Linked DNA regions of Mus musculus: all the other regions are linked to region 2. Evidence: chromatin loops called from intact Hi-C (ENCODE). Cell type or tissue: left cerebral cortex. All regions are shown on one strand. Each heading gives the region's core, and the rest is flanking DNA. Links, peaks and the distances in the headings are about the cores only.

The links. Peaks named below come from ENCODE experiments on the same cell type or tissue, not always from the same donor. Only the 100,000 strongest peaks of a DNase experiment are listed, where the experiment ranks them.
Region 1: a loop joins it to region 2, with 4 times the contacts of the local background. A loop is called at or near these places in 29 of 42 quality-filtered maps.
Region 3: a loop joins it to region 2, with 3 times the contacts of the local background. A loop is called at or near these places in 28 of 42 quality-filtered maps.

Annotation. Positions count from the first base shown.
Region 1 is chr14:31,459,694-31,470,017 of GRCm38, reverse strand. Gm35907 (a long non-coding RNA gene) reads right to left here. Exons shown (of 4, transcript XR_383329.4): 3 at 6,614-6,681; 4 at 5,502-5,655. It also overlaps a transcript of Mettl6 not described here. Among named protein-coding and RNA genes, the nearest start is that of Sh3bp5, 29 kb to the right of the region's middle. In left cerebral cortex, for the core only: CTCF peaks have their summits at 5,628 (motif pointing right) and 7,520 (motif pointing right); no DNase peak of the experiment used is centred there.
Region 2 is chr14:31,381,553-31,391,876 of GRCm38, reverse strand. Sh3bp5 (SH3-domain binding protein 5 (BTK-associated)) reads left to right here. Exons shown (of 9, transcript NM_011894.3): 4 at 3,994-4,158. Among named protein-coding and RNA genes, the nearest start is that of Gm35907, 49 kb to the left of the region's middle. In left cerebral cortex, for the core only: CTCF peaks have their summits at 5,730 (motif pointing left) and 6,650; DNase peaks (open chromatin) are centred at 5,722, 6,821, 7,460, 8,273 and 1 more place; H3K27ac peaks cover 4,614 bases.
Region 3 is chr14:31,431,260-31,441,583 of GRCm38, reverse strand. It overlaps Sh3bp5 (SH3-domain binding protein 5 (BTK-associated)), which reads left to right and starts at 5,484. Exons shown (of 9, transcript NM_011894.3): 1 at 5,484-5,773; 2 at 7,439-7,501. The coding sequence starts at 5,627. Gm35907 (a long non-coding RNA gene) reads right to left here and starts at 6,350. Exons shown (of 4, transcript XR_383329.4): 1 at 6,266-6,350. In left cerebral cortex, for the core only: CTCF peaks have their summits at 5,407 and 6,394; DNase peaks (open chromatin) are centred at 3,252, 5,432, 6,351 and 7,600; H3K4me3 peaks cover 3,413 bases; H3K27ac peaks cover 3,386 bases.

The DNA.
Region 1 (10,324 bases), core at 1,228-9,227, 78 kb before region 2:
CTCTTATATGGCTAGGTTACTTCCAAAGACCTGTCCTCAAGCTCAGAAACTCCTCCTCCTTGTTTTGTTTGGGCAGGGTTCTGCTGCATAGACTTAGATGGCGCTAGAGTCACTGTGTAGCCCAGGCTGGTATGGAAATTGCAGTGATCCTCTTGCTCTGCCTCCTGAGGGCTGGGATTACATGTGTGTGCTATGCCCAGCTGTCAGTGTTGTTCTTTATTATTTTCATCGGGTTATATTCTTTGCACGTGGTACTGTGTTATACAAGGTCATTTTCACACAAGTATATACATGATTTATATATCTGTGCAGAACTCTCAAATCTCTATCAGAGGAGAGTGGCTTAGTTTACTTAGTTATCTCCAGTTGAATACACTTTCTTGCAAAGAACACAACTTCATTTTTCTTTATAGCTAAAATTGATGTGTGTATACACCACACTTTCTGTATCTGTTCCTTTATTAATGGCACTGTGGTTGGTTCCATAACTTTCACCTGTGCACAGTGCTGCAGTACACAGTGATGAACGTGTCTGTCTGTGATACGTCATTGACTTCAGTCCTTTGGGTAAATACACAGAAGTGCTAGGACTGGGTGTAGTGGCTATTTTGGAATTTTGGTTTCTCTAAAAGACATAAAATAATTATAATATGTTTTCATTTTAATCCCAGGTGTGGGATATGAGGCTGCTTCAGACTGTCCACAGCAGCTGACTATGATTTGCCTCGTGCTCTAGCAGAGGTGTGATTTTGCTCCCCGCAGATAGTTTCTGCAATTGCATGATGTTTGAAATTCTGGGGACTTTTCAGAGACTATGAGGGTGCTAGGGCCCCAAATGGCATGGTGGGTTGTTGGTTGGTTGTTGGTTGGTTGTTGGTTATGGTGGGTTGTTGGTTGTGGTTGGTTGTTGGTTGTGGTTGGTTGTTGGTTGTTGGTGGGTTGTTGGTTGTGGTTGGTCGTGGTTTAAGTAGTCATGCACAAAGAAGAAAGCACAAGAAGCTACAAGAAGAAATTAGATGTCCTGACTGTGAAAATCAAGTTTGCCCCAAGGAACCCGATGCCCCTAACAAGCAGGAAGTAGTCTAATGATAATGCTACCCCTTTCCTACGCCTGCCTTTATTCAGGGATATCTTTCCTCTCCTCTCCGATTTTTCTGTCCATCTATTGTTAGTATATTAAAAGCATGGAATGAAGGTGTACTGGCTAGTTTTGTGTCAACTTGACACAGCTGAAGTTATCACAGAGAAAGGAGCTTCAGTTGAAGAAGTGCCTCCATGAGACCCAGCTGTAAGGCATTTTCTCAATTAGTGATCAAGGGGAAAAGGCCCCTTGTGGGTGGGACCATCTCTGGGCTGGTAGTCTTGGGTTCTATAAGAAAGCAAGCTGAGGCCGGGCAGTGGTGGCACACGCCTTTAATCCCAGCACTTGGGAGGCAGAGGCAGGTGGGTTTCTGAGTTCAAGGCCAGCCTGGTCTACAGAGTGAGTTCCAGGACAGCCAGGGCTACAGAGAAACTCTGTCTTGAAAAACCAAAACAAAAAACAAAAACAAAAAGAAAGCAAGCTGAGCAAGCCAAGGGAAGCAAGCCAGTAAGCAGCATCCCTCCATGGCCTCTGCATCAGCTCCTGCTTCCTGACCTGCTTGCGTTCCAGTCCTGACTTCCTTGGTGATGAACAGCAGTGTGGAAGTATAAGCTGAATAAACCCTTTCCTCCCCAACTTGCTTCTTGGTCATGATGTTTGTGCAGGGATAGAAACCCTGACTAAGACAGAAGGGGATGGCAAAGTAGCAGGCTGCGTGTTTCTGCCTCGGAGTTGGGGTGCCTGGAGCACCACTGGAGCACCACCAACGAGCTGCTCGAGGGAGGCAGAGCACAGTCCGAAGCGGGGGGGTCCTCAGTCCATGTTTTCTCTCATAGGAAACAATGGGGTCTGGGACGATTGTGGTGTCTCCCAGGCTCCTGGAGTACTTCTGAGATTTTGGAATGGGGGTGGGGTGAGGACCCCCTGAGCCCATGCTTCCCCTCAGGGCATCCATTCGAAGGGGAAGGCTGAGCCTGGGCTGAGGAGGAATCCTGTTTGGTTCCCAGCAATTAAGGAGGGACTGAGAGAGAGAAGGCCTTCCCAGGGAGATTTAGGACAGCCTCTTTAAGAAGGCCTCCCCCCTGCAGCGGTCCTTGGATGTAATGGATGGTCCTTGCTTGTCCAAACAGTTTTATTTGATGGTGAATGTGAATGCATACAGTTTACACAGGGTGAACCCAGGATTAAATGCCTCCCCCCGCCCCTGCCACCCCCCAGGAATGCCCAAGAAGGGAAGCTTTTTGGCTAGATACTAAGGACCTATCTAGATACCTCATTAGCATGGAGAACTCCAGGTTTTTATGCTAAGTGACTTTTCTTAGAGGCGAGGGTGGGGGGCTTAGAATCTTCCCAACAGAGTCGGAGAGGATGAAAACCTGTTAACAAGGGAGTCTCCCATTTTGCACTGAGCTATGGTGGACTTTGATCTTAGTTAGCAGAATTTTCCTACAGCAAACAGCAGGAGCAGAACCCACAAAGTAGCTAAAGCCAACTACAGCTGAATCATATGGGAGATCTGTTTTTAGCTTTTTGAGGAACCTCTGTAAACTCCACAGACTGACATCTTACATTCCCAGGAACAGTATGTAAGGTTCCCTTTGTCTGTGTCCAGACCAGCACTGGTTACTGTGTTCTTGATGATTGCCATTCTGGCTGGGCTAATCTTAATGTTTTAATTAACATTTATCTGATGCAAGGGTTGAATTTTTTTTTCCTGTTTACATTGGCCATTTGTGTTTCATCTTTTAAAAGTGTGAATGTGTGTGTGCATGTGTGAGGTGAACGTGTGGGCATGTGTGTGTGTGAAAGCCAGAGGAGAACCTCAGGTATCATCCGTCCCCTTTGAGACAGTGTCCTTCGCTGGCCTGGAGGTCACCGGGTAGGTTCGTTTGGCTGCCCAGGGAGTCCAGCGATCCTTCCGTCTCTGTCTTCCCAGCCATGGGATGACAAGCACCTGCCTTACATCTGGAACTGCTGCTGGGCTCTGGGTGCGAGCGCAGGTCCTCGGGTTTGCGGTGCAGGCTGAGCATCTCCCAAGCTCTGGACTTCATCTCCTGAGTACTACCTGTTCATTTCATTTGCCCATTTATTAGTTGATTTCTTTAACTTCTTGTTGTTTAGTTGTGGTTTTTAAAAAGCCCTTGGTAAATTGTATTTTTGAAAGATTTATTTTTGTACACTTTTTAAGCATGTGTGTGTGTGTGTGTGCACTCACGTGCTTGCTCATGCAGTTGCTGTGGAGGCCAGTGACACCAGATCTCTCAGAGCTGGAAGTTACAGGTGGTTCTGAGCCACCTGATGTGGGTCCTGGGAATGGAATCTTTCTATATTCTAGATATTAATCCATGTCAGATGACTAGCTAGCAAGGGTTTTGTTCTATTCTGTGGGTTGTCTCTTGATTTAATCAAATATTACCTTTGTGTGAGCAGAAACTTCTTAACTTTATGAGGCCCCCACTTAAGTATGTTGTATATTGGAGACTGGCCTGCTCTACAGTGAATTCCAGAGCTGCTTGACATGATCCTGTCTCAGAAAAGAGAGCGACACAGGGGTGTGGGGATGGGAATCCAGAGAGCAGACACGAAGAGACTTAGGGGGAAAAAATCCAACACACATTAACTCATTTCCCTGTACTTCACAAAGCCAGTCAAAAACAAAGAAAGGAGCCCTGGCCATCAGACTAGTCAGGGCTGTGCTGTTGAGAGGGTTGAGATATGGAAGACACAACTTTCCAAGTCAGCCAAGACATCTGAGAAGCTGAACCTAGAAAATTCCTACAGAGTGATCACTTTGTATGGGGGTCCTTCCTCAGCAATGTGGCAAGGTGACCTGTCCCTTTACATTCAAGCATCAACACACAGCAGGGAACCATCAACACACCAGGACTTTCAATTCTTCCTGTAATGACAGCCAGAAACTGCCCAACATGACAGCCTACAGTAGGAAAGTGACAGGGACCAGCAATTGTGTTTGCTGGGACATTCCTGGCTTTTTTAGCATGGTGCTTCTGATGGCAGAGGACCCTGCTGGCTGGCCTGTAAACCTTCACACACACACACACACACACACACACACACACACACACACACACACACACATTGTTCATCACTTGTTTTTGACTGGCTTTGTGAAGTACAGGGAAATGAGTTAATCTGTGTTGGATTACACTCCAGTACTCAGATAGGTAGACAACCATGAACTGTTTGAGCTCAGCAGGCAGAGCCCTGGGTGGATCTCAGGCCTCCAGGGCCAGGCGCCTTTGCGCAGCTGAGTCGGGCAGGCCTGAAGCTCAGACTGCAGGAAGGATTTTTTTCTCTGTCTGTCCCATATGCCCCCTCATATCAACAGCGCCACGAAACACAAAACTCTTTCTTCACCACTGAATTAGATAAATTTATCTGGAAACTGGGCCTGCTGTGAATCTGAAATAAACACCAGATCTTAATTTCCTCACAGAATAGAGACCTTCTGAGAAGAAATGAAAGAAGATCTGTGAAGAAGAGACATTGTGGTGGATGGTGAGACAGAGGCACACTCTGTCCTGGGATTCCCCATCTCTGAGCCCATGGATAAGGAGGTTCCACTAGCAGCACTAGCAGGTACAGCATGGAGACCACCCCTATCCCTTTTGCTGCAGCCATAGACTCATAGTCACGTACACAGAAGTTGCTTAAAATGTCATCTGTGCTGTTTTTCTCACACATCTCTGAGGTCCCTAAAATATGCACTTAATTTTTTCATGAGCTTTCTGTGGGAGTTTTTTTTTGGGGGGGGCACATTTCTTGGAGGCAGGGTCTCTCTGTGTAGCCCTATCTGGCTTACATAGATCGGCTAGCCTCAAACTTACAGAGATCTGCCTGGCTCTGCCTCCCATTGTGGTGTTAAAGTTGAGCACCCCCACAGCCATCCCCACCTGATTTTTAAAAATTTATTGTACAATTTTATTTAAAATGTGCATATGGAAATACATCAAGGTAATGACATACAGTGTAGCCCACTAAAGGAAATAACATTCAATAAGATCTTTTTTTTTTCTTTTTTCTTTTATTAGATATTTTCATCATTTACATTTCAAATGCTATCCCCAAAGCCAACCTGCTATACCCTCCCCCCGACCTGCTCCCCTACCCACCCACGCCCACTTCCTCGCCCTGGCATTCTCCTGTACTAGGGTATATGATCTTCGAAAGACCAAGGGCCTCTCCTCCCATTGATGGCCGACTAGGCCATCCTCAGCTACCTACCTCTGATTTTTTTGAGACCGAGTCTTTCACAGAGCCTGCAGTTCATTGGTTCTACTAGACTGGCTGGACAAATGAACTACTGAGATCCACCTATCTGATCCTGGGGTACAGATGTGTGCTACTGCACCCCGCTTTTATGTGGGTGGTGGGTTCTGAACTTGGTATTCATAATTTTGTGGCAGGGGCTTTACAAACTGAGCCATGGCCCAGCCCAGCAAGTTGCATTAAGAAAAAGCTTCGTTTATTTTTACTTACGTGTAGGAGTGTTTTTTAACCTGTGTGTACTTATGTGTACCACCTGCATTCCTGCCAGTAGAGGGTGTCAGATCCTGAGGGAGGAAAGAAAAAAAAAAAAGATGCTCCTACCTCTGCCAGACTCTGGGACTACAGACCTGAGCCATCACATCCGATTTATGTGGAGCTTTGGGATCAAACCCGGGGCTTTGAGCATGCTCTGTAAGCACACTACCAACTGAGCTACATCCGCAGCGAATTGCAGTCCTTCGGAACTGTGGACCACACCTGAAGTAAACGAAGTTCCCCTTCTGTCGTAGTCTCGTCAAATACGGGCCTTTTGGAGGCTGGTTAAACAGATCCCAAGCCAATCTTCTATGGCTAGCATGACCCCTTTCAGGCTGGGCTCCAGAGTCACCTCCTCTAGGAAGCCCTCCACCATGCTTGGGTCTAACAGTGTCTTATCAGTCTGGCTGGGAACCTCTCTCTCTCCATAGCCAGTGCCCTACTGTGACCACACCTCTGCCACACTGCACTGCAGCAGTACCTAAAGTGCCCATCTCCTTGGCACTGGCATAGCACCTGGCAACTTCAGCAGAAGACTGTAGTTTATTATGGTCAAAGGTGAGTGGTCTTGGCCTAGGACAGTGGTTCTCAACTTTCTTAATGCGGTGACCCTTTAATATAGTCCCTCATGGTGTGGTAACTTCCATCTATAAAATTATTCCATTGCTACTTCATAACTATGATTCTGCTACTATTATGAATTATAATGTAACTATCTGGCACACAAAACAAAGACATAGCATGAATCATTGTGTTTCCCAAATGCATCCGTGGGATCAAGGTTAGGTGAGCTGTGGACATGCAGGATCATTTCTGCTCTGTTAAGTGTCGTCCTGTCACCCCCACCCCACCTCCACGCTCCCACTCCACCCCACCCCCTGTCCTGGGGCTGAACCCATAAATGTTACTTTATAGCATTCTTAGCTTCAGACTCCAAGGTTGCAGTAAGGCCTGCCTTTGTCAAGCTTTGTGATCCCAAGATCTTACCTACTGGTCACCAGGACGTATCCTCCTTAAGTTCATACAGTGCAGCTCTGACCCCATGGTGACTGTGTCTGGAGATAATTGGGAAGTGGAGACAAGACGATCAGTAAGTAGTTCTAGGTCATTCCCAGATACACAGTGAGTTAGAGAGCAGCTTGAGCTGTACAAGACCTTTTCCCAGAGAACCAGTGGAAAGATGGCTGTGGAGCCAGCCACAGCTGTAGTCACTCAGTGGAAGTGGACAGGAGAAGAAATTCCGACTAAGTGAAGTCAGAAGTCTGGAGGCCTAATCCAATCAGACTGGCGCCTTTAGGAAAAGTGGCACCAGAATGCACGCGCACAGACAAAAGGCTGCATAAGGACTCAGTAAGAAGTGACCTGGGCACAGCAAGGAGCCATGTCTCTGGGGAAAGCGCAGCTGCCTGCTAGCAGATCCAAAGCCTCCAGAGCTAAGAAAACAGCCTTCTGCTGTTGCAGCCACCCAGCCTGTGGTGTGTGGTAATGGCAGCCCTGGTGACGAGCCCGGGAACAGACCAGGAACCTATGGTTTCTGGGCCAGCTCTGTTTTCACAGAGCTCTCCTTTAGAAGACAGCTCTCCTCCTGTCCTCCACTCCCCCGAGGCCAGGGGTGGAGAACTCCTCTGGGGTAGATGGTTTTGTTGGGAAATTAGAAAAAAAGGGCCCTCCTAAGACTCAGTGGTAATTCTTTTCTTTTTTTTTTAAACAATGAGTTCATGAAAAAATTTTTTAAGATTTATTTATTTATTTATTTATTTTATGTATATGAGTACACTGTAGCTGTACAGATGGTTGTGAGCCATCATGTGGTTGCTGAGAATTGAACTCAGGACCTCTGCTCCCTTTGGCCTCGCTCGTTCGCTCTGGTCCTTATATGTAAGTACACTGTAGCTGTCTTCAGACGCACCAGAAGAGGGCATCAGATCTCATTACAGATGGTTGTGAGCCACCATGTGGTTGCTGGGATTTGAACTTAACTGCTGAGCCATCTCTCCAGCCCTCAAGTGATAATTCTTAAAGGGACATGTCTGAATTCCAAAACTTGGCTCTTGGGTAACGTTTTCTCCTGTCCACTTCCACTGAGTGACTACAGCTGTGGCTCCTCAGCCATGGCTCCACTGGTTCTTTGAAAAAAGGTCTTGTGCAGTCCAAGCTAGCCTCTAACTCACTGTGTATCTGTGTATCTAGCCCAGGCTAGCCTCTAACTCACTGTGTATCTGTGTATCTAGCCCAGGCTAGCCTCTCACTCCCTGTGTATCTGTGTATCTAGCCCAGGCTAGCCTCTAACTCACTGTGTATCTAGCCTCTAACTCACTGTTTATCTGTGTAACTAGTCCAAGCTAGCCTCTAACTCACTGAGTATCTGAGGATGGCCTTGAACTACTAATCATCCTGTCCCTACTTCCCAAGCCCTGGGACTATAGGCATGCACTAGTGCCAGGCTTGGTTGCTCTCTCTCTCTATATCTCTCTCTCTCAATCTCTCTCTCTCTCTCACTCTCAATATCTCTCTCTCCTCCTCTCCCCCTCTTCCCCTCTCCCCCTCCCTCTCTCTCCCTCTCCCTTTATTTTTGTTTGTTTTCAGAGTCTTATTAATTTTTAATTGTGCATGTATGTGTCCATGTCTGTGTATGGGTATGTGCATGCGAACGCAGTTGCCCTCAGAGGCCAGAGGCATCAGATCTCGCAGAGCTGAAGTGACAAGCAGTTATTAGGCACCTGACTAGGTGCTGTGCTAGGGCCTCCAGTCCAACACAAGGGTAGGAATGGTTCTAAGTAAATGAACCATCTTTCCAGCCCTCAGGTTCCTTAATGAACGCCTCTCTCCTAGGGCCACAAAAAAGTCCCCTGAGCATTGGAAAAGTTATGTGACTGCCATGACGTCTGTCATTCACGTAGAAGACAGAGGGTAGCTCCAGCCTCTTTGGGCCTCAGTCTTTCCATAGATATAACAATGTCAGCTGAGCATAACGGCACAGACCTGGAATCCCAGCACTAAGGAAACTAAGGCGGAAGATGGTCACATCTGAGGCTGCATAGTGAGTTCCAGGACAGTGACACGGGCTTCGTAGCAAAACCCTGTCTTTTAAAAAAAGCCAAACAATCAAAGCCTGGAGACATGGCTCAGCAATCAGAAGTTCTTAGGCTCTTGCCAAGGACCCGGGTTCTGCTCCCAGCTCACACGTTGGGCAACTTACAACTACCTGTAATTCTAGTGTTAGGAGATCCTGTGACCTTTTCTGGCCTCTGCATGCAGATGGTGCACACAAACTCACAAGGACACACACGTACACACACATACACACATCAATGTTTAAAACTGAGCTGAGCACAGTGGTGCGGAGTGGTGCACTCCAGTCATACCAGGATTCGGGAAGATCACCACAAACCCTAGGCCAATCTGGATAATAACGAGTTCAGGCCATCCTGGGTCACAGAGAGGCCTTGTCTCAACCCCACCCCCCCACCAAGGCCTAACAAATGGACAACAGTGCAGTTGTCACAAGCAGTCCCTCTCTGCAGCTCGTGAGATTACCTTCCACCAACTTTATTTTTTAATTAATTAATTAATTAATTAATTAATTTGGTTTTTCGAGTCAGGGTTTCTCTGTGTAGCCCTGGCTGTCCTGGAACTTACTCTTTAGATCAGGCTGGCCTCGAACTTAGAAATTCGCCTGCCTCTGCCTCTCAAGTGCTGGGATTAAAGGCATGCACCACCACTGCCCAGCTAACTTTTATTTTTTAGTCCTGGGATTCAAAGCCAGGGCTTCATGAATGCTATATAAATAGTCTACCCCTGAGCTACATCCACAGTCCAATTTATTTATTTTTTCCTTATTTTTTCTGGGTGTTTTGAGACAGTATCTCACTAAGTTATACAGGCTGAACTTAAACTCACTCTGTAGCCTAGGCAAGCTTTGAACTTATGATCCTCTTTCCTCTTCCCTGCAGCAGAGTCCTACACCACCAGGATTAGCTCACACTGAAAGCTGAGTCAGACCACAGATTGAATACAACTGATTGAAAAGTAGTAAGATTTGGTATTGAGAACATACACCCCGGGGTAAGATGGCTTCCTGGATTCCACATACTCTTTAAATGGCTGAATTCCATATAATCTTTAAAACTCAGAAAATTATGACATTATTTGTATTCCTGCTACACAAGTGTGAGCCATGGCTGGCAGTGCTGGCTTCTCTGGGAGCTTGTTGGAAAAGCAGTCTCAGGGCCCAGCCAGACTCGCTACATTAGACTTTCTGAATTATCAAGCCCTCTGGGCTGCACCAATGATTCTTAACCATGGCTGTATGCTGACATGTGGCTAGAGAGAGAGCTCAGTGGTTAAGAATACTGCCTGCTCATCCAGAGGATTCAGGTTCAAATCCCAGCACTCACATTCAGCTAATAGCCATCTGCAGCTCCAGTTCCAGCCTGATGCTCTCACACCAGCATATAGGCAGGCAAAACACCCATAAAAATGAAAGCAAAGCTTAAAAAATTAGAACATGGGTTTCACCTCCAAAGATTCTTATTGTTTATTAAGTGCGTAGCCTAGGATCTGTGATTTAAAATACTTCCTGAATAAGCCAGACTGCGCAATCTCAGCACCCAGGAGACAGACAGGGGGTTAGCTGCAAATTCAAGGCCAGCCTGGAGTCCATAGCGAGTTGCAGTCCAGCCAGTGCTAAACAGTGAC
Region 2 (10,324 bases), core at 895-8,894:
GTTTGCACAGCTGCTTCCACCATTTCGACATTCCTTATGCGGTACCTTACTCCTTGGCATTGCTGTAACAAGAGGCTACAGGCTGGAGACCTTAAATAGCAGAACAGCACACACACTCTGGAGGCTAAAAGACACCCATGGAGCCTGTGTTGGTGGAGTCTTTCCTGGCTCCTCACTGTTCACAGTAGGAGTCCGTGCCCATTCTTTTTCTAAGACTTGATTATATTTTACCTTTTATTTATGCCTGCTTGTGTGTGTGTGTGTGTGTACGTATGTGTGTGTGTGTGTGTGTGTGTGTGTGTGTGTGTGTGTGTGTAAGATGCTGGGTCCCCTGGAGCTGGAGTCACAGGTGGCTGTAAGGCTGACATGCGTGCTGGCAGATGAACTCCTGTCCTCTGTGAGGACAGTAAGCATACTTAACCACTAAGCCCTCTCTCTTCAGCCTCAGGTTCATTCTTAGTTACATATTAAATCCAGGTTCAAAGCTGGCCTGGGCCATATGAGTCCCTGTCTAAAAATTTAAAATGAATGAATGAATGAATGAATGAATGAATACAGGGGTTGGAGAGCTGGCTCAAAGAGTAAAGTATGTGTTATGGGAGTGTGAGGAGTTGGGACCCCTGGCACATGTGTAAATGTTGGGTGGGTGTGGCAGTCTGCCTGAAATCCCAGCTCCTGAAGAGGGACAGGATCCTGGACAAAGCTGGGTAGCTAAGTGGGATGAATTGATGAGCTCTATGCTCAGTTACATATAAGGTGGAGAGCCATACAGAAGACACCTATTGTCAACCTCAGGCTTCTACACACGTGTGTCCATACTATACAAATGAAAAAATTTGTGCACACATACCACCATACTTGCTACAAACAACAACAGCAAAAAACCCACAAGGCCGGGTGTAGATGGGAAGTAGAGACAGGAGGATTATGGCAAGTTCAAATCCAGCCTACTCTATAAACCAAGTTCCAGTCCAGCCAATGCTGTCTAATGAAACCTTAAAGGAAAATTAAGTGGTTCGACTCATCTTTGTAATCCCAGACTTCAGAAGGGTGAGGCAGGAGGATTTGCTTGAGTTTGAGCCCAACCTCAAAGCCTCAAAGAAGATTTAAAAAAAAATTAGATAGATAGATAGACAGACAGATAGAGCGATAGATATAAATAGATAGATAAATAGGTAGATGGATGGATAACGGAAGAAGGGGCAGAGAGATCCCATTTTAGAAAATGTTGGGTCTCAGGGGGTGAGTCCCTGTGTCAGAGCTGTGGGAAGGTTGTGGGTATACTGAGATAGGGGGATGGGTCACAATTCACCTTCCTTAAGCCTGCCCAGATCTCCCTTCTTGCCTGTCTGGAGAAGTAAGATGGGCAGGAGGCTCAGCTTGGGGAAAGAGTGCAGTTGTCAGCGTGGTACAGTTACTTCTCAGTGGCTGGTTGGTTCTAGAGAGGGTGTGCATCCCCACCCCTATATGTGCTTCAGGCTACCTCAGGGGATGTAGATGGCTGGTAGGTGGGCATTCATTTAGGCTTCTATTACTGTTATTGTTATTAATTTTTTTGAGACAGGATCTTGATGTACAGCCCAGGCTGGCTTTTTAAAATGCTCCTTTCCGGGCATTATCAGATCTCCTACAGACCCTTCAGAGTCTTAAGTGCTCCCCTGACCTCCATCAGCCCTGAGTTGGAGCTCCTGCCTGCCCTTCAGGCCTCTCTTTAGGAAAACCTCCCGCAGTTTCCTCTTATGTGAAGCAAGTTCCATTCTCCTGCCCTGACCCAATCTTGAAGCATAGATTTCTACACATCATCTACATGTGGGGCGCAGTCCCCAGAATGGATCTCTCTGGGCTGTGGGTGTGCACAGACCAGACAAGCGGATGCCCGTTGTGGGTTACCATGGGTTACCGGGCTGTTTCTTCCCCCAGGGCTGCTATATTCTCAGCTGTTCCTCTTAATTTTCTTTGCAAAATGCCCTCAGTCTATGTGAAAATTTCCTCTAAGTCATGTGAGGCTTTCTCTGGGGAAGGGTGGGGTCCGCTTGTTCCCCTCCTAAGTCCCAGGGACTGTCCTGGGGCTGTCCCATTAGGGCTTCTGTAATTGGCCCAGGGACCCTGTTGACTCTGGAAGTGGTCTGGGGCAGATTAGCAGGAGCCATGTCCTGCCCCTACCCAGGTGGGAATTTGGAGGTGAGCTGGAGGAGAGAGGGGCCAGCAGTGACTGCTTTCAGGGGAGTGTGTGCTTCAGTGTGAGTGTGGACACCAGAGGATGCACTCCAGGGGTCCTCACTGAATACCTTGTTTGAGATAGGGTCTTGTTTGCCTCTGCATTCACCACACCAGTTGACCTGGTCTGTGAGCATCTGGGGGGATTCTGCTGTCTCCGCCATTTCCCCTCTGACCCTGGAGCACTGGGTTTCGGATGCGTGCTACTGGGTCTGGTTTTACATGGATTCTGGGGCCCTGAACTTAGGTCTTCACGCCTGCACAGCAAGCGCTTTTCCTACCAAGCCATCTCCCCAGCCCTGTGTCTCATGCAGTCACATGACATAGCCCACTCTTGAGGGACGAACATCAACAGCCCTAAAGTAGTAGAGAGTCACCTATGAGGAAACAAACAGCGGAAATTAATTTCAGTCTATTGGATTTAGTTTAGTGTATCTCATCATTGATCAAAAAAATGGCTAATGGGATAATCAACATTTTTCTACTGAGTCTTTAAAATGAGGTGTGTGTGTGTATTGTGCATGTGTGCATATTCACATGTGTGGCACATGTGTGAGCAGGTAGGTACTCATGAATATGTGTGTGTACGTGCTTGTGTGTGAGTGGGTATCAGGAATCGTCTACTTCAGGTTTTGAGGCAGGGTCTCTCAGTCAAGCCCAGGACTCTAAGAGTCAGCTAGTCTTTCTAACCAGCTTGCTTCAATAACCTCCTGTCCTTATTTCCTGAGCTGTGGCAGCTGCCACACCTCCCTGGCATTTATGTGAGTTTTGGGGATCTGAGCCTCCGGTCCTCCTGCTCGTGTAGCAAGCACAGCAACTTCTGAGCTCTCTCTGGGCTGTGAGAGATGTTTGCATTTTCTTGTTAATCACATTTAGATGCTCAGGGGTTACGTGCTGGCCTGAGATTGTTTAATCAGTACAGTGCTGGCTGTGCAAGCATCCCCAGAACCTGCGGAAGGAAGCCAGGCAGGAATCCCAGAGCCGGAGAGGTGGCTGGATCCTGGGGCTCTCTGGCAGCAGCCTAGCCTAACAGGGGACTTCCCGCCAGTGAGAAACCTTGTCACAGAAAACAAGGCTCCTGAGGAGTGGTCTCCAGCATTAACGTCAGATTTCCCCATGTGCACATGTCTACATGCAGACACATGCGTTGGCGGCTGCTGTTTGGGCTGCTGTTTGTATTGCCTCTTCCTTCCTGAAAGCAGGGCTTGTGCTCTCAGTAGGCCTGGGCCTGGGTGTATATGTGGACTGAGGGGGCTGTCTGGCAGTGGACGTGCTAGGCTGGCACTCGTGCTGTGGGGCATTTGCCTGGAGCCTTGCTTCTGATCAGCTTTGGAGTCTCGGGAAAAGCTGTTTTCAATTACTGTGCCTCATCTGTAGAGCGGAGCCCTACAACTGTGGTCTCTGGAGCACTTTGGGCTGTGGCGTGCAGGGAAGATGCCCAGGACTGCTGTGCCTATCTGGGCATCAGTCCTAAGCCAGGACTTTGGGGAAAGGCTTAATTAGCCATTGCCATCACAGATGCAAGATCCATGCATCTGATTATCTGTTGAGCTCCAGACTGGAGACTGTCTGCCCACCGACCTGGTATTCACTCAGCCACTGGCCACCTGCTATCCCGTCCCACATATGAGGGACCTGTCCCATGCAGCCTGTCCAAGAGGGAGGCAGAGATGGATAGGTCAGATCTCGGGCCACTCATCTCGGGGGGTGGGAGCAATGGACCTCAGGGAGTCCTGGCCTTTGCCTCAGGCCTTACTAGACCTTCTCTCTCAACAGGCTCAGCTGGAGGCGCAGAAGGCCACACAGGACTTCCAGAGGGCCACCGAGGTACTCCGTGCAGCCAAGGAAACAATCTCTCTGGCTGAGCAGCGGCTGTTGGAGGATGACAAGCGGCAGTTTGACTCTGCTTGGCAGGAAATGCTGAACCATGCTACTCAGAGGGTAGGCGGGACCTGTGTGCGCTGGTGGTGGGGACCCAAGCCACATGCTGGATGTCCTTTGGCTCCCCCACAAGAATAGAGACAGGTTTCTAGGCAGCATGAAACCCTCCTGTAAAGGTCATGGACTATCTGGCCTATGTAGTCTGTTGGCTGGCAAGGCTGTAAGCCATACCTGACATGACAATCTCCCAGTAACAGATGGAGATAATCTTTCTCTATATTGCCTGAAATCTGTCAGGTTCACATAGTCCATCCGTGTCTTGGCAGTGGAGTTGGGTTTCCCAGAGGGGCCAGGATGTTCTCCAAGGTTGGCTCCCATGACATCAGAAGGACTGCAGGTCCCAGGTGGAAGCCCCATTAACAGTTTCGACCTGCCACTTAAGTATCTATTGTTGGTGGCTGAAGTGCCTAGACCAGAATCAAGTGGGCCCTCCCTCAGGCAGGGCCTTCCAGGTGAAGCTGGAGTGTGTGTGTGTGTGTGTGTGTGTGGGGGGGTGATCTGCAGTAGGTAGCAGCTGGGAGTGATTGTTATAGGATTAGGTCACCAGTATTTGGCTCTCTACCTGCTCCCAGGACTTCTCTCTTGGCCACCTTGCTCAGAATTGGAAGTGATATCATCTGATCTAGGCAGACTAGTAAACAAAATACTATAAACTGGCTGGCTCCGAAACAGAAACACATCCTCAAGTTCTGGAAGCCAGGAAGTCTAAAATCAAGGCTGACAAACATGGTGAGGACCTGTTTTTGGTCCTCAGAAGGCTGTCTCCTCTTAAAGTGGCAAGTGAGCCTTCTCAGACTGGCTGACCTTTCTTTCTTCCATCCTTCCCTCCTTTCTATCCTCTCTCCTCCCCTCCCTCCCTCCCTCCCTCCCTCCCTTCCTTCCTTCCTTCCTTCCTTCCTTCCTTCCTTCCTTCCTTCTAGTGCTAGGGATTGACCCCAGGACCTTTCCCACTGTAGGCAAGCACTCTGACCCTGAACCACAGCCCCACCTGGGTACCCACTGTCCCCACAACATCACTTCCCCAAGGCCCGCCTCGGTGTCCACACTAGGGACATTTCTATTCCTGTAGGTAGGGCCCTGTGCTTGGCACTGTGGACCGGGTTTACTGGGACCACAGGATATTCTGGATACTGCTTCTTCCTGCCAGGAGCAGCTCTTGGGCTTCTGATTCTTGGTCCCCTTGGCATTAGCCTGTCCTCCCACGAGAGTCTGGAAGGCCAGTGTCAAAGCGAGGCCAGAGGTTTGTTGCAGGTCAGGCAAATGAGCTGCCGTCCCTGATGGAAGGCGCAGGCTGTAGCTTTGGTTTTGGTGAATGGCAGGAAGGCACTATGGGGTAGAAACGAGGTCAGGAGTCAGTTCCAGTGGCTGTTCCCTTGTCAGTGTCCCCCACCACAGTTGCTCAAGTCCTGGGGGATCTGGTGATTAAAGATGGCCTGAGTGTCTTTAAATAGAAAAGCGTGACGCACAAATGGCTTCAGGAGTCAGATCTGACTGGACTTTATACCAGCTCTCCGAGGCTGGGGATACATGCCTGTGGCTTGGCTTGGCGGCCTTGAGCCTCCTGCCCCCTAGTGGGTGTGATGCTGGTAGCCCCAGCAAGGCTGAGAAAAGTCTTACAAACCAAAGAGGAGGTTGGAAATCTTGCAAAGCATAACCAGACAGATGAAAAGATCCAGCTGACCAAACACACGCTGCAGGCCAGCCTTCATTTGGATTCTCTTGCCCTCCAACCCTGCATGTAAGCAGCCATGTAAGATCTGTAGCAGCATGTAAGGCCATTTCAGAAATCACCCAAGGTGCCTGTTTATGGTGGTGTATGCCTATATTGCCAGTCAGGAAACTGAAACAGGAGACTCAAGGCTAACCTGAGCTACACAGGGAGGAGACCCTATCTTTTAAAAGAGGAGAAGGGACCCTCTGGATCTGTTATTATGAAAAATGCACATTTTAGTCAAGAGGTAATGACAGTGGGGCACTACTCATGAAGAGGCACCTTGAGGCCCGCACACTCTCCGCAGAGCAGTGTGTGAGTCTTTGCAAACAGTGTTCTGGGTTTGTGTGGTGCACAGCTTTGGAGATTTACAATCTAGCTTCAGACCTCCTCGGGTCAGTGGGGGCTTCACAGTGGCCTGTGGGCCACCTGATGCGTAGCTTCTGACTAGCAAATGGAAGGACCCAGGCATCTGGTGTGGTGGCAGCAGCCTGTGACTGAGCAGGGAGGTCTGGGTCTCAGGCCAGGACTTCCCCATCATGAGCGGTTCCATTGTGGTTGCATAGGCTGGGATCTGCTTTGCCTTGATCTGATGAGAAATGATCCTTCCCTTCAGAGCAGGCAGCTCTGTAGTAGAACAAGGGCTTGTATTTAGCCTGTGAGAACCCAAATCCACCACAGGCAATGGAATTCAAAACTCACATAAAAATACTCCCAAGAGACCATGAGCTTTCCCCACTTCACTACACACTAACCAGAGCCCCCTGCCTGCAGCTTAGATGCTCATGTTTGGCTGTGAAATAGCACAAGTGACTGTGACCCTCTGACTGAATTGAGCATTTCTCCCAATGGGGCTCGTGGGGACCATTTCCTGGCCTCGTGGGGCCAGCGTGCTGGGCTGCCTTGGCAGAAGGCCATGCAGGGACTGGCTGACCTCTGGAAATACCAGGAAGCCTGATTCATTAGAGGAATTGAGCTTCATATAACTGCCTCCTCCTACATCTCCACGTGTTCCTCTCCTGAGGCCATATCTCTGTCCCCTGTGACATTAGATGGCCGTACTTGAAGCTGTAGCTGAAGCTGAGGCTAGATGTCAGGAAACCCAGTATTCTCTAGTGGTCACACACCCAATCCCATAGACAGGCCATGGGGACAGTTCTCAGCTCAGTGATGGGGACCAGCAAGCGGTTCCAGTAACAGTGCCAAGCCTGCAGCTGAGCCACCTCCCTTGGGGCACAAGGCCCAGTGCCTGCTGTTCCTCGGCACCAGAGAGAGGTTTGAGGGCAGAGGCATCTCCATCCCTTGGTGGCTTTGACTTTGAAGCCGCCTTTTGGGGAAGGCAGGGGCTTTCTATTGTCTGGGACAGGAGTGCTGCAGCAGCCTGGGAGGAATTGGCTCCAGGGGACCAGATGGTGGGAGGGTGGCCCGGACAGGAAGGCAGTCCTTGTTGATGAGCTGTCGGTGGGGCTCCTGGAGAGGAATGGACAAGACGTGCCAGCCTCTCCTCCAGCTTCCAAGTTGTCCATGCTGGGATGAAGAACCGCCTGGTGGGGGAGGGGAGCCATGCTATGCCCGTTCCCAGGGAGGCTGTGAGGAGGCAGGAGTGCTCCCCTCCCCACCTGGATGGATGTGTCAACTACCAGAGGGCGTGTGGGTGCTCCCCAGGATAAGGCCCATGTTGGCAGAACATTCTAAACCACCTGAATGGAGGAGACCGCTTTCATCTTAGACAGCAGTTTCCTTGAGCCTTGTTCACCTGTTGCCTTCTAGCTCAGAGAGGAATGAGGAAAGCTCCATTGCCCATCTTTGTGTCCCGGATCCTCATGCCATGGCAGTGTCAAATGGGACCTAGGGAATCTGTGGCGAGATGCAGAGAAAAGACCATTAGACGTGTTTCCTACATGTGCCGTGTATCAGATAGAATGGGGATCCAGCCATCACAAATAATGAACAAAACCCAGTGACATGCTTCCTCCCATCCACTACCTGAAATGCCACATACTAAGACACTCTCCCCTCTGCTGCCACACTCTCTGAGTGGCCAGAGTTATTCCAGCTGCCTGGATCCCACAGGGCCTTGGAAGATACATATTGCCTCCAGAGCATTCATACCCTGCTAGGCTTTGAGCTCCAGGTTTGGCCGCTTGTTCCTTGCCACAGTAGGAGCTTGGCTGGTGTAGATAGCTCTGAAGTATGGGAGTGCTGGCAGCAAGGCAGAAGCGAGCTCCGGGAGCCAGGGCTCTCCCAAGGATGCCCCGTGCTGCTTCCACTTTCCTGGTGGAGCTTCTGTCCGTGGGCCTCGATTCTGCCTCCCCCTCATGCCCACCCCTCCCCCCATCACTGCACACAGCTTGTGGCTGGTTCTAGGCCACAGATGGAGATGCTCCGTGGTTGCCTAGACAGTCACCATGGTGACTGACATGCGTGGTGGCCACTGGGCAGGGAGCTCTGTGTGTGGTAGTGGAGCCATCTTTTCCAGCGCTAGGGGTTGTGTAGGTGGAGAGGCGAGGTGCATACGAAGTAGTAATGTGTCCTGATAGGGTGTGGCAATATAGCCAAGGGCTTGAGGCTTTCTCCGTGCTCCCGTTAGCCTTTGCTTGCAACCTGGGAGCTGGGTTAGAATGAGGGCCAGTGCAGAGCTGGGGGAGCCCTGCTTCTTCCACTCTGTTCAGTTCTGTAAGTTGCAGCTCATCAGTTGCGTCTACTTCTCGAGCACTATTCGGTTCTGTACAGAGCCTCCCACAACAGAACGAAACGCATCTGATATGTCTTCTGAGAAGCGTGGGGTTTTCACTTTCCATAAAGGTCGTACACTAATTCATTAAAAGCTTAAGCTCTAGACTAGACTCGAGTTATTACTGTTTCCCCAAGTGTCAAGCATAAGATAGTTTTAGTGGATTTTGTTTCATTGTGAAATGAATGTAATGCTGGTGTTAGAAATCCAAAGGGAAGGATTCTTCCACTCCAGGAGTCATTTTAGCCAGCATGTCGCTTCTCTACAGTTCCACTCTACCCTTTTCATTTTCTTAAAAATTATTCCACAATTTTAAAACATACACATTTGTTTTTACTCTTCTTTTTATCTATTCTTCTCTCATACAATACATTCAGACCACAGACTCCCCTCTCTCCTCTCCTCCCAGTACCCTCCTTTTCTCCCAGATCCACTGCTCCTTCATTTCCCTTCAGAAAAGAGCAGGCTCCCAGGGATCCCATCCAAGCATGGTCTAACACGATGCAACAAGACTAGGCACAGCCCCTCATAGCAAGGCTAGAAGAGGCAACCCAGTAGGAAGAAATGGGTCCCAAGAGCAGGCAAAGAGTCAGAGACAAGCCCACCGTCCGTGGTACAGCTCCTCCTTCCCCTATAGGCTTCCCCTAGGGAAGTTCAGCTCCAGCTACTGGGAAAGTCTCCCAATGCAAGCATAAAATTCTGCTCCCGTGGGGTGGTTTCCCCAGAGAAAGCGTTACCGCTGAGTGAGAGGCTGCCCCAGCGAAAGCTCTGCTCTGGGCTCTGCTCCAGGGACAGTGTTACAGCTCTGCTGGGAAAGGTGTCCTGCAGTAAGGAGCCAAGGAATACCCCAAAGCCACACCACACAACAGACCTACATGAGAGATTTGGGGGATGGGAAATCCCAGCAGGGTGGCTACCTCTGCTCAGGGGAGAGAAGTAGAAGAGAACCAGGCAGAACGCAGAGTTTATATAGGGTTTCTTGGGATGGGGTGCGGGCTTTCCAGGGCAACCTGGGATTGGGGCAAGCTCAGGGGTTTTGTTTTTGTTTTTGTTTTTTTGTTTTTTGTTTTTGTTGTTGTTGGGAAGGGCCTGGCCACTCTACCACCTTGAGGGGCTGGAGCAGCCATCATTGTTGTTTTAACCATTTAGGTGGGTAGGACAATCTGAGGGTGGAGCCTAGCTATTGGACCTCCTTTGGTGAGGCCTGGACACTTGTGTGCCTTGAAGGCTTGCAAAGTTTACAGGAAAAGCCTTCCCCGAGTATGAGTTGGTGTAAAATTGGCATAAGTAGCCAATACCCACTACCACAGTTGGGGGTACCACAAAAACTCCAAGCTAAACAACCACATGTGTATGGTGCAGAGTGCCTGGAACTCTATGTGGACTCTGTGAGTCCCTGTGTGCCTTGCTGGTTGATTCTGTGGGCCGTGATCCTATGGTGTCCTTGACCCCTTTGGCTTCTACAGCCCTACCTCCCACATTTCTGCAGAGTTCCCTGAGCTCTGCCTATTGGCTGTGGCTCTCAGCATCTGCTCCCATCAGCTTCCAGAGGCAATCTCTCTGATGGCAACTGGGCTGGGCACTCATCTCTGAGTATGGCAGAATATTGTTAGGGATCATTTCATTGACTTTTTTTCTGTCAGTAGAAACATACACTTCATACTAAGATAAAAGCATAATTATTATAAAGTATAAATTATTGCCATGGTAATGTTTTTTAC
Region 3 (10,324 bases), core at 1,231-9,230, 49 kb before region 2:
GATGTTCCTTACTGGCTTGCCTCCCCTGGCTTGCTCAGCCTGCTCTCTTATAGAACCAAGACTACAAGCCCAGAGATGGTCCCACCCACAAGGGTCCTTTCCCCCTTGATCACTAATTGAGAAAATGCCTTACAGCTGGACCTCATGGAGGCATTTCCTCAACTGAAGCTCCTTTCTCTGTGATAACTTCAGCTGTGTCAAGTTGACACAAAACTAGCCAGTACAAGAGAGGGTCTTTCTTTAGCCCTGACTGTCCTGGAACTCAATATGTAGACCAGGCTGGCTCTGAACTTAAAGAGATATCGGCTTGCCTTTTCCCCCATGAGTGCTGAGATTAAAAGTATGTGCTGCTTGGGAGGCAGAGGCAGGAAGATTTCTAAGTTCAAGGCCAGCCTGGTCTACAGAGTGAGTTCCAGAACAGCCAGGGCTACACAGAGAAACCCTGTCTCCAAAAAAAAAAAAAAAAAAAAAAAAAAAAAAAAAGTGTGTACCGCTACTATTGACTCAAAAATATTTCTTCTTTTTGAGGTGAATTTATTTTTCTAAACATTTAATTTCAGTTTTATTTATGAGTGAGTGTGTGCCACATGGGTGGAGGCCAGAAGATGTGTTGTATCTCCTGGAGCTGTAGTTACAGGAAGTTGTAACCACGTGACCTGTGTGCTGGAGCAGCCTTGGCGCTTGTAGAAGCGCAGTGCTCTAACCTCTTGCCCCTTCCTCTTACCTTTAAACTGCATTGTAGAGTAGAGAATATCCACTGTGACTTTTTCATGTCTGCATAAAACATAACTCGAAACTAGATTTAGTTTTGAGACAAGATTGTGCTGTGGGTGGCGTTGAATTCACCTCACTATGCAGCCTAGATTGGCCTTAAACTCACAGAAATCCTCTGGCTTTTAGCTTCCCAAATTCTGGGATTATAGGCATATGTCAATACCCCTGGCTCCCACAGATACTATACTTCATTAAAGCAGCCTTTCCTTCCAAAATGGGCTAGCAAGCATGCCAGAATAGGGAGTTCTAAAATAATAATAATAATAATAATAATAATAATAATAATAAGGCATGTCCAGGAGCATTTTGCCTGCATGCTTGTAGCCTGTGCACCACATGCATGCAGTGTCTGCAGAGCCCAGAAGAGGGAGTCAGCTCCCCTGCCCAACCCCCACCGGGACAGAGGTTGTTAAAGCTGCCCCGTGGGCTCTGGGAGTAGAGCCTCAGTCACCTGGAATCTCAGCCAGTGTTCTTAACTGCTGTGCCATCTCGACAGTCACTGGATTCTTATACCAGGGCAGGAGGTGACTGTGTGTGTCCCACAGTAGCTGGAGTCCATCCTCACAGTCCTTCAAGATTGGTTAGTTTTAAAGGAAATTAAGGAGATTGGGAAAAGTTGGGTCACTTAAGCCTCAATGAGAAACATTTTATTGGTGGGAAGAAATTCAAACATTTGCATTAAGATTTCACAAAATTGGGGGTGGGGGATAAAAAGATTAACATAATGAAATCTTACAAGGTGAGAGACAGAACAAGATCTGAATTCCTATACTAAACAAAAGTTTTAGAGTGCTTGACAGATAAGACTAAGATTAGCTGAGTGCCTTAATCCCAGAACTCAGGAGGCAGAAGCTTGTGAATCTTTGTGAAGGCTAACCTGGTCTACACAGCTAGACCCTATCTCCAAAATAATAATAAAAAAGACTAATATTTAATGTTTTAATGTTTCTTAACCCGCTGAGACTAAAGGCATGTACCATCCTGCCTAGCATGAGAAAGACATTTTTAATGAAAAAGAGTCCAAGGACCATTCAGCACAGCTGTCCTGAAGAAGGACATGTGATGCCCCAGAGCGTCACAGGACTGCCCCTGAGTGTTTAGAAAATAAATCCAAGTGGCTATAAATGGAAATACCCTGAAGCTCAGCTCTGGGAGGGGAGGACCAAGGATGGGTCCCTGGTGTGTGTGTGTGGGGGGGGGGGGGAGCACAGCTTGTTTGCTAACCTGGACGTCAGGCGTGGATGACACGGGTGCAGCAATGTGACAGAGCGGCAGAGGTGAGGGTCATCCCACTTGTGTGGACAGGCGCTGGCAGGTGTCCTGACCAGAGAGGACGAGGCCAGCACAAGCCTGGCCCTACACACATTCTTGTCCTCCCTCCTGGATTTCTTCCACCGTTTTTAAAGGTTAACTACTGGGAAGCACGGAGCCTATGAGTTTTATCCAGAAAGATTTGCATCTTGAGGAAGTTGTAAGGCAGATTACAAACACCGGTGGCATATTTCGCCCACTGTGTAGGGTTAAACGAACTTTTACAGGGCAATAAAATTAAACACCAACGGAATCTTTAAGCAAAGCATTTCACAAGATTTTGGCTAAGGCATCCCACCTGTGTTAATCAGACTTTTAAGAATTATTATTTTTTTTGTTCTGCCTGCGTGTATGTTGTGTACCACGTGTGTGCCTTCTAGCCAACAGAGGTTAGAAGAGAGCATCAGGACCCCCTGCAAATTCAGTTTCAGACAGTTGTTAACTACCATGTAGTCCTGGGAACCTAACCTAGATCCTCTTGAAACAGCAGTTCTCAACCTATCTATAGGTTGAGACCCTTTGGGGGGGTGCATATCAGATATCCTGCATAACAGATATTTACATTATGATTCACAACAGTAGCAAAATTAATTATGAAATAGCAATGAAAATAATTTTATGGTTGGGGTCACCACAACATGAGGGGCTGTTTTAAAGGCTCAGCGTTAGGAAAGTTGAGCACTGTCCTAGAGATGATTACGCAGTGCCGTCTCTCCAGCCCTAATCATCACTGTGACAAGTGCATGAGAGAAATAACTTAAGTAAGGGAAGATTTACTTTAGCTCCTAGTTTTAGTTCATGGTTGGCTGGCCCTGCTACCTTGGGCCTGAGGCAAGCCTTGAACATCATGGTTGCAGGCAGAGATGATGGAGGAGGCTGTTCACCTCAGGGTGACTGGGAGGCAGAGAGGACTAAGGGGATCGCTCCCCAGTGACCCACTTTCTTCAACCAGCCTCCGACTTCCACAGCTTCATTACCTTCCAACAGTCTAGTCAGGTCCTGGGTTCATCTATGGCTCAGTCCACTGACGGAGGCAGAACTTACATGTGTGGATCACTTGCCCAAAGCCCCACCTCAGAACAATGCTCGATTCAGGACCTAGCTTTGAGCTGTCTGGGGATGCTTCCCAGCTGAAGCACAATAGCATCTTTGCCCACACTGGGAGGCGGGTGACTGGAGCCCTGCCAAGCAGAGCCACTTTGACACAGATAAGCCACTGACCTCGTGGAGCCTCTGAAAGTCTGACAAGGATTGTCATCCTTGAAACAGATTACAGACAGAGAATTAGAAAGCTGCTTTCTCCACCAATAACACAATATGATCAGGCAGTAGGTGCTTTCCAAAAATGACAAAAACGCAGATCCAGACAAGAATCATCACAGCACACATTATCTGGGGCGTTTCAAACTGTAGTTAAGCTCAAAGTGTTTAAAATGGCCACCAAGATCCCTGCCAGAAATACGCGTGCCAACCTTGAATAGCCCACAGGGTGCTGGGGAAGGGGTAGCCATCTGCTGTTTTGAGTTCTGGCTGTGTAGCTCAGGCTGGTCTAGAACTTGTGATACTCTGGGGTTTGCCTCAGGTTATGGACTGGAGGTTTTGGGTCCTGTGCTGAACTCTTAACTCCTAATAGTCTTAGGAAGTGACAAGGCCAGGAGGGTAGGAGGTCTGAGCAAATGGGACTAATATACTTCTTAAAAAAGACCTCAGAGATTTTCTAAGGCTTTCTTCCTGACATAAAAGTTTGTTGAGCAGTTGGAAGTCCACAAGCCCAGGAGGGCCCTCCTCAGAACCTGACTTTGCTGTGATTTCTGGCCTACAGAGTTAGAAGTGGGTGCCATTTAGAAACTGTGGTATTTTGACATAGCCACCCTCCCCAACAACGGTCCTTCCTTTGGAGTAGTTAGCAAACTGTTTCCTGCTGCCTGGTGGAGTTACTCCTGTATGTCTGAGAACTTGTAATATAAAGGGTTTGTCACTCTGTGCGTGTGGTACACCTTGGTGGCAGCATCGGGGATGGGTGTGTGTGTGTGCACCAGCCGGGCAGTGGTGACACATGCATTTAATCCCAACACTAGAGACAGCCAGGTGGATCTCTAAGCTCCAGGCTAGCCTGGTCTACAGAGCAAGTTCTAGGACAGCCAGGGCTACACAGAAAACTCTGTCTCCTCCCCATCCCACCAAGGAAGCCAAAATGGTGGTGTGTGTGTCTATAATCTCAGTGCTTCAGAACCAGAGGCAGTGTGACTATATATACAGTGTTAGCTGTATAGTGAGCTCTACAGGAGGAGTGCCTGATTAAAAATGCAGCACATGGGAGTCTACCTTTGGAAAATCAGAAGGTCGAGGCCAGTCTGAGCTGATAAGAGCTTGACACCAGCCTGGGCCGAGGTTGTTTCAAACAAACAAAATGAGTGAGTGGGAAGTCAGTAGACAGACCTAATACGGGAAACTGTTGGAAGGGAACACAGGGTCAGGCTTTTCCAGAGGGGAGATTGAAGCACGGGAGGCCTGTGGTACACGTGAGATTCTCTGGTACTGGCTTTGAAGAAGACTGACCAGTTGAGAAAGAGGACAGATACCCCTTTGCTTTGCTTCTGAGGTGGGGGAAAAGGCAGGATCACAGGCTCCGAGAACAACTCTCTCAAGCAAAGCTGTCCTCCAAACTCCCTCTACAAAGTATCCACTTTGCTCAGGGCATCTGACCAGGTAGTCCCTGACCTCACAGTGGCCCTAGCACCTGTAAACGTTCAGAGAAACCTGTCCACTGTTAGCCCTTTTGTGATGCCCAGTTGGCTAGGCAAGCTCTAGCTTGGTGATGTTGGGCAGAACCACATAGTTCCTACACTGGGCAAGCTTTGCCACGAGCAAGCAGGGCAATCTCTTTAAAAAGCCGCCCGATCCATAGATTTCCCCCCCCGCCCCCCCCAGCTCCATGGGCTCTTCGTGCATTCAGAATATCCAGGAAAGCCCTAAGAGCTCATGCCTTCGCTTGCCGAGCTTTGCCCAGCAGACTCCAGGCTATGATGTCCACTCGGTGGCTGGACCTGGCTAGCCATCCTCTGTCTGCTGTACAGACAAGATTAGGGTAGAGTTCCCTTTTCTGTGACTCCAAATAGACACAAAGGTAGCTTTGAAGAATGGAAATCACCCGAACTTTCCTTCTGTGCCTTGATCTGCTTCACTGGAGGCAGGAGGAAACTACCTTAAGGCGGCCCACGCTCGGGCTGGTGAGCCACTGGGCGGCACCTCTCCTAGTGGCCATGGCCGGGACTCCAGTGCACTGGGCTTTTTGTGACAGAGTGTCGGGTGACACAGGCTATCACGGCGGCCTGGGCAAAGTGGGTGCGGTGTACTGCGGGCCGCTGCAGACAGGGGGCAGCCGCGCCCACTTCCTCTGCCACTCCGCACTCGCCGGCGGAGCACCCGGGGTGGCAGCGCTGCGCGCTCAGACCTACCCGGCTGCGGCGAGGTGGCCCTCGGTGCGTCCGGATCCCACCGTGCGCTTTGCGACCCGGCTGCGGCGCGTTCGGCTGCCCGCATGGACACGGCGCTGAAACGGAGCCGCTCTGACGAGCCGGCGGAGCTCCCGCCGCCTGCCCGGGAGGTGGAGGAGAAAGAGGAGGAGGAAGAGAGGATGGAACAGGGCCTGGAGGAGGAGGAGGAAGAGGTGGACCCCCGGATCCAGGTAGGACGCGTGACAGGAGCCCACAGCCGCACCCCACCAGGGCTACCGTGGAAGTCGGCATCTAACGCAGACACATGCCTTACAGCCTCGCGTGTTCGCGGTCGCGGGGTGGGGGCTGCCTAAATTCAGGATCTTCACCAAGGGTTGGAACACCCCATTTCACGGTCTCCCTGCGGAAGGCTTCGGTGCCCGCGTGAACGCGGCCTGATTATTGCGGGGATCCCTGCAGACCCTCGGCCCAACCCGAGGGTCCCTACTACACGACCAGCTGTTCAGGCGGATTGCAACAAAGGAAAAAGGGGGCGGGGGCCCCGAGCGGAGTCGGGGTACCTCAGCGCCACGCTTGGAGCACTGCACAGCCTCGGGGCTGCAGCGCAGCGTTATCCCACCTGCGTGGATGCAGACATCGTGGTGGGCGAGCAGGGCAAGGTGGCTGTCGCTTGCCCCTGTAGTGTGGGCTGCACCGGTGTGGGGTGCCTCGTGAGCCCTCACCTGGCCTGGGCTGCCGTCCTCTTCATTGTCAACACATGGTGGGCGTCGTTGCCGTTGCCACCGTTGGCACTGTGTTGCACTTGGCCTGAGACTGTTTAAAACCCTCCTTTTCCTTGTGAGGTCAGTGTGAACGTCCACCAGGGACAGCTGCTGCGCAAAGCCGACGCGTGGAGGCAGGGAAAGCAGAGAATGCCTGGCTTTCTGTGCCTCCATTTCCAGGAGAGAGAGTTAAAAAACAATTTCCAGGAGTGACAGCTTAACCTCTTCACCTTCCTAAGCACAAAGCAAATTCCTTTTCATGACCCGTTTTGTACCCTTTCCATAAATCATTTTTTAAAAAATAGCTATTAAACATACTTTGCAATTTCTGGATCCATAATTGGTTTTAAGTGCACAGATAAAGAAAAAAAAAGAGCCTGCTTTAAATTCATCAGTTTGGCTTAAATTAATTATTTTGTCAAGTCAATACACTAAAGATCAGTAAGAAAACCTCCTCATTGGTTATTCTGTTAATTCGGGCCCTGGGCTTGGATTACAGAATCTTGTGGATTTGGTGTGGAATTTTGTTAGCAAGACCTTTGTTCACAGAGCAAAGATGAGCTGAACGAGGATGAGTTAACTCATGTTGGCTACTTACAAAATGTCAGACTGCAAATGTTTAAAAGAGGTAGGGTTACAGTCAGTTAACCAACACCCCAGTTAGGCAGGGCAAATAGTTCGCAGTTAGAAAAAAAAAAAATCATCTCTTTATAGGGAGATAGCCCATGATGAGTTAATGCTGGAAGTCTGCCTTTGGCTGGGCTGCACTGGCCGTATTGTCCTGTTCTGATTTCCTCGAAAAGTTCTTTCCTAAAGCAAAGGGTGCTGTTTTGACTGGGTTAAGTTACTGTTTATGACAGATGAGTTCACCTGAAAGAAAAAAAAAAAGAACAATGACTTTTCAGAGAAAGATAAATCTGTAGGACTTTAAAGGCGTCCAAAAAAAAAAGGACACAGCCTACAACAGGTTTTAGGCTTTTGTCTTTTAGCCGAGCCTCAGCTGTCTTCTTGAGGAATGAACCGACTTGCATCATTCAGGGATGACCTTCCAGTTGTAAACTAAGTTACACTAAAAACAAAAGCCCAGCCCTTCTAATTTCTCTCTCTCTCTCTCTCTCTCTCTCTCTTCATTAGGGAGAACTGGAGAAGTTAAATCAATCCACGGATGATATCAACCGACGGGAGACTGAGCTTGAGGTACAGGGAGCTGGGGCACTGTTCTGGGGTGAAACAGTGTCAGTCACCTTTGACCCTGGGCTGGTTAATTTTGTTTTAATAGCTGGAGGGCGACTGCAGGAGGCCCTTGCTTGGAGGTTGAGCAACAGCATGTGTGGACAGTAAAATACACTCAGTCCAGGCTGTGGGCAGAGCCTGGATCCAATTTCATGTGCTGTTTTTCATTGTGGAGGCTCCATTGGGGCCAGAATCAAGGGCTGAGCAGAGTATTAAACAATGCTTTAGGCTCCAAATATTCTGGGATCTGTGGAAAGGCTAAAAGAATTTCGATTTAGCCAAACACTTTAATGGAGTTTACATCTCTCAGTATTTTATTTAGGGTGGCTCCTTCCATTCATGCTTGGAGCTGCTATGGTTCCCTCAGACTTAAGCCAGATATTTTACTTCCCATTCTAACAATTCACCTTTCTGATTCCCCCCTCATTTATTTACTGTCAGCGTGAGCAGAATGTAATGATCTTAATGGTAACAAAAAGCTGTTTAGGCTGGGAAGGGCTTTCCTGCTGGGAAAAATTTTGGAAGATAAGATCTTGATTTGAACTTGAGAATGTTTCAGCCTTCCTGTAAACAAGTTCGGGTTCTTAGAAGCCACCAATTTCTAAGTAGTGGTTGGGGTTACTTGCCAGTGGGAGCATACCCCTGTGAGTGACTGTCACAGCTAAGGGACTTCAGAGGGCTGCGGTAAGAACCTATTTCTTGAAGTAGAAAGAACAAGACGAGCCTAAGGAGAAAGCAGAGAACATCAGGCCCCTCAGAGCCAGGGTGTGGGGAAGAGGAAAATACTTCACTGGAAGTTCACTGGCAGCCTGCTTTCTGATAGCATATAGCCTTGAACTCACTGATCTGTGCGTGGCGGTGGGTACTAATGTTGCTCTGGGCTGTGTGAAGGCTTATCTATTACTAACTCCCATTCTGACCTAAGTAAGAAATTGGAGAACTGTTTATGAAGTTGGGCAATTGAAAACTCTCAGAAGCTCACATTTCTAATGCATTAAACAAACAAACAAACAAACAAACAAAATCTCTGCCAATTTTAGGGGGAAACGTTCCCCTAAGGTTTCATTTGGTCCTGCCACAACAGCCCAGAGCTGGGCAGTTGGAAGCCATAAGTGGTCCTTGTGTGTGTGTGTGTGTGTGTGTGTGTGTGCGCGCGTGCATGCGCGAGTGCATGTGCATATATGTTTTAAACATTCTCATGTAGTCTTGGCTGACTTCAAAATTCAGTATGTAATGGAGGAGGGCTTTGAACTCTGGGTACATCTCTACAGACTGGGGTTACAGGCATGTGTCACTGTGTCCAGCTTCTCCAGACTCTCTCATCTCTGCACCCAAATGTATATTGACAAGTTGGAAAGATTTGTTTTTTGTTTTGAGCAGAAAGTTTGGCTTGTTTATGTTTGCAGTGTTGGAATGAAGCCCAGGGCCTTAAGCATGCTGGACAAGCACACTACCGGTGGACTTGGGAGACTGGGGTGAGCAGAAATCAGGGACAGCTGGCTAGGCAGGCTGTACACGCCTGTGATCCCAGCACCGGAGAGGAAGAGGCAGGAGGATCAGGAGGTGAAGGTCACATAGTCACAAGTAGCAAGCTGGAGGCAAACGACTCTGTCTTGTGAAAGAAAGAAAGAAAGAGAGAGAGAGAGAGAGAGAGAGAGAGAGAGAAAGAAAGAGAAAAAGGGAGGGAGGGAGGGAGGGAGGGAGGGAGGGAGGGAGAGAGAGAGAGAGAGAGAGAGAGAGAGAAAGTGAAAGTACTACTCAGGGACCACTGAGGCAGAGAACTATGGGTAAAGGAGAATGGTCTCTTGGGTTTCCAAGAGAGATGATCAACCCTGGTTTGTCTGTCCTCTTTGTTGCTTATCCACTGTTGATCACCATTCTGGGTAGAAATAAGATAGTCTCATAGCCCCATAACTCAAAGTCTCATAGCCTCATAGTTCGGTCTTCATGGCACCTGCCTTCTGGGAGTTATGTTGGTTCATTTGTTAAACTCTTTTTAGCCCCGATTTCCGAATTCCACAGATTTGGTGTGTCACAGGAAGCCACTGGACAGGTGTTTCCTGCTAGACACTGGGGCACATTTGGAGCCCTGGGCACATTAGTCAGGCTTCCTGAGAGGAGCAGAGCTTAAAGGATGATTCTCTCTGTACAGAAAAGGGGTTTGTTAGAATGGCTTAAAGGCTGTGGTCCAGCCAGTTCAACAATGGCTGTTTACCAATGGAAGGTTCAGGAATTCAGTAGTTGCTCAGTCCATAAAGCTGGATGTCTCAGCCGGTCTTCAGTATCCACTGGAATCCTAAAGAAGTAGGCTCTGATGCCAATGAAGGAATGGACTTGCTAGGGAGAGTGAGAGGAAGCAGGCAAAGAGAGCAAGCTCCCTCTTCCATGTTTTGTCTGTGGGCTGCCAGCAGAAGGTGTGGTCCAGATAAAAGCTGAATCTTTTCACCTCAAAAATGGTCTGGATTAAAAAGTGGCTCTTCCCACTTTTTACATGATTTAATTTAGGAAAAAGTCCCTCACAGGTGTACCCAGCCACTTGGGTTTTAGTTAATTCCTGATATAGTCAAGTTCACAACCAAGGATTCATGGCTGAATGAGCTAAGGGTTTGTGTAGGGTAGCTTGGCTGGGTTGTGTTGTTGGGTGGCCTTCCCCTGGTAGGGTTATAATCAGGACTGACTCAGAAATATATTAATAAGCCACAGAAGCAATTTAAAAACTCCCTAGTTGTTACATTAAAAGACATAGGGGAAATTAGTGGTAACGTATTTTGTTTAACCCAGAATATT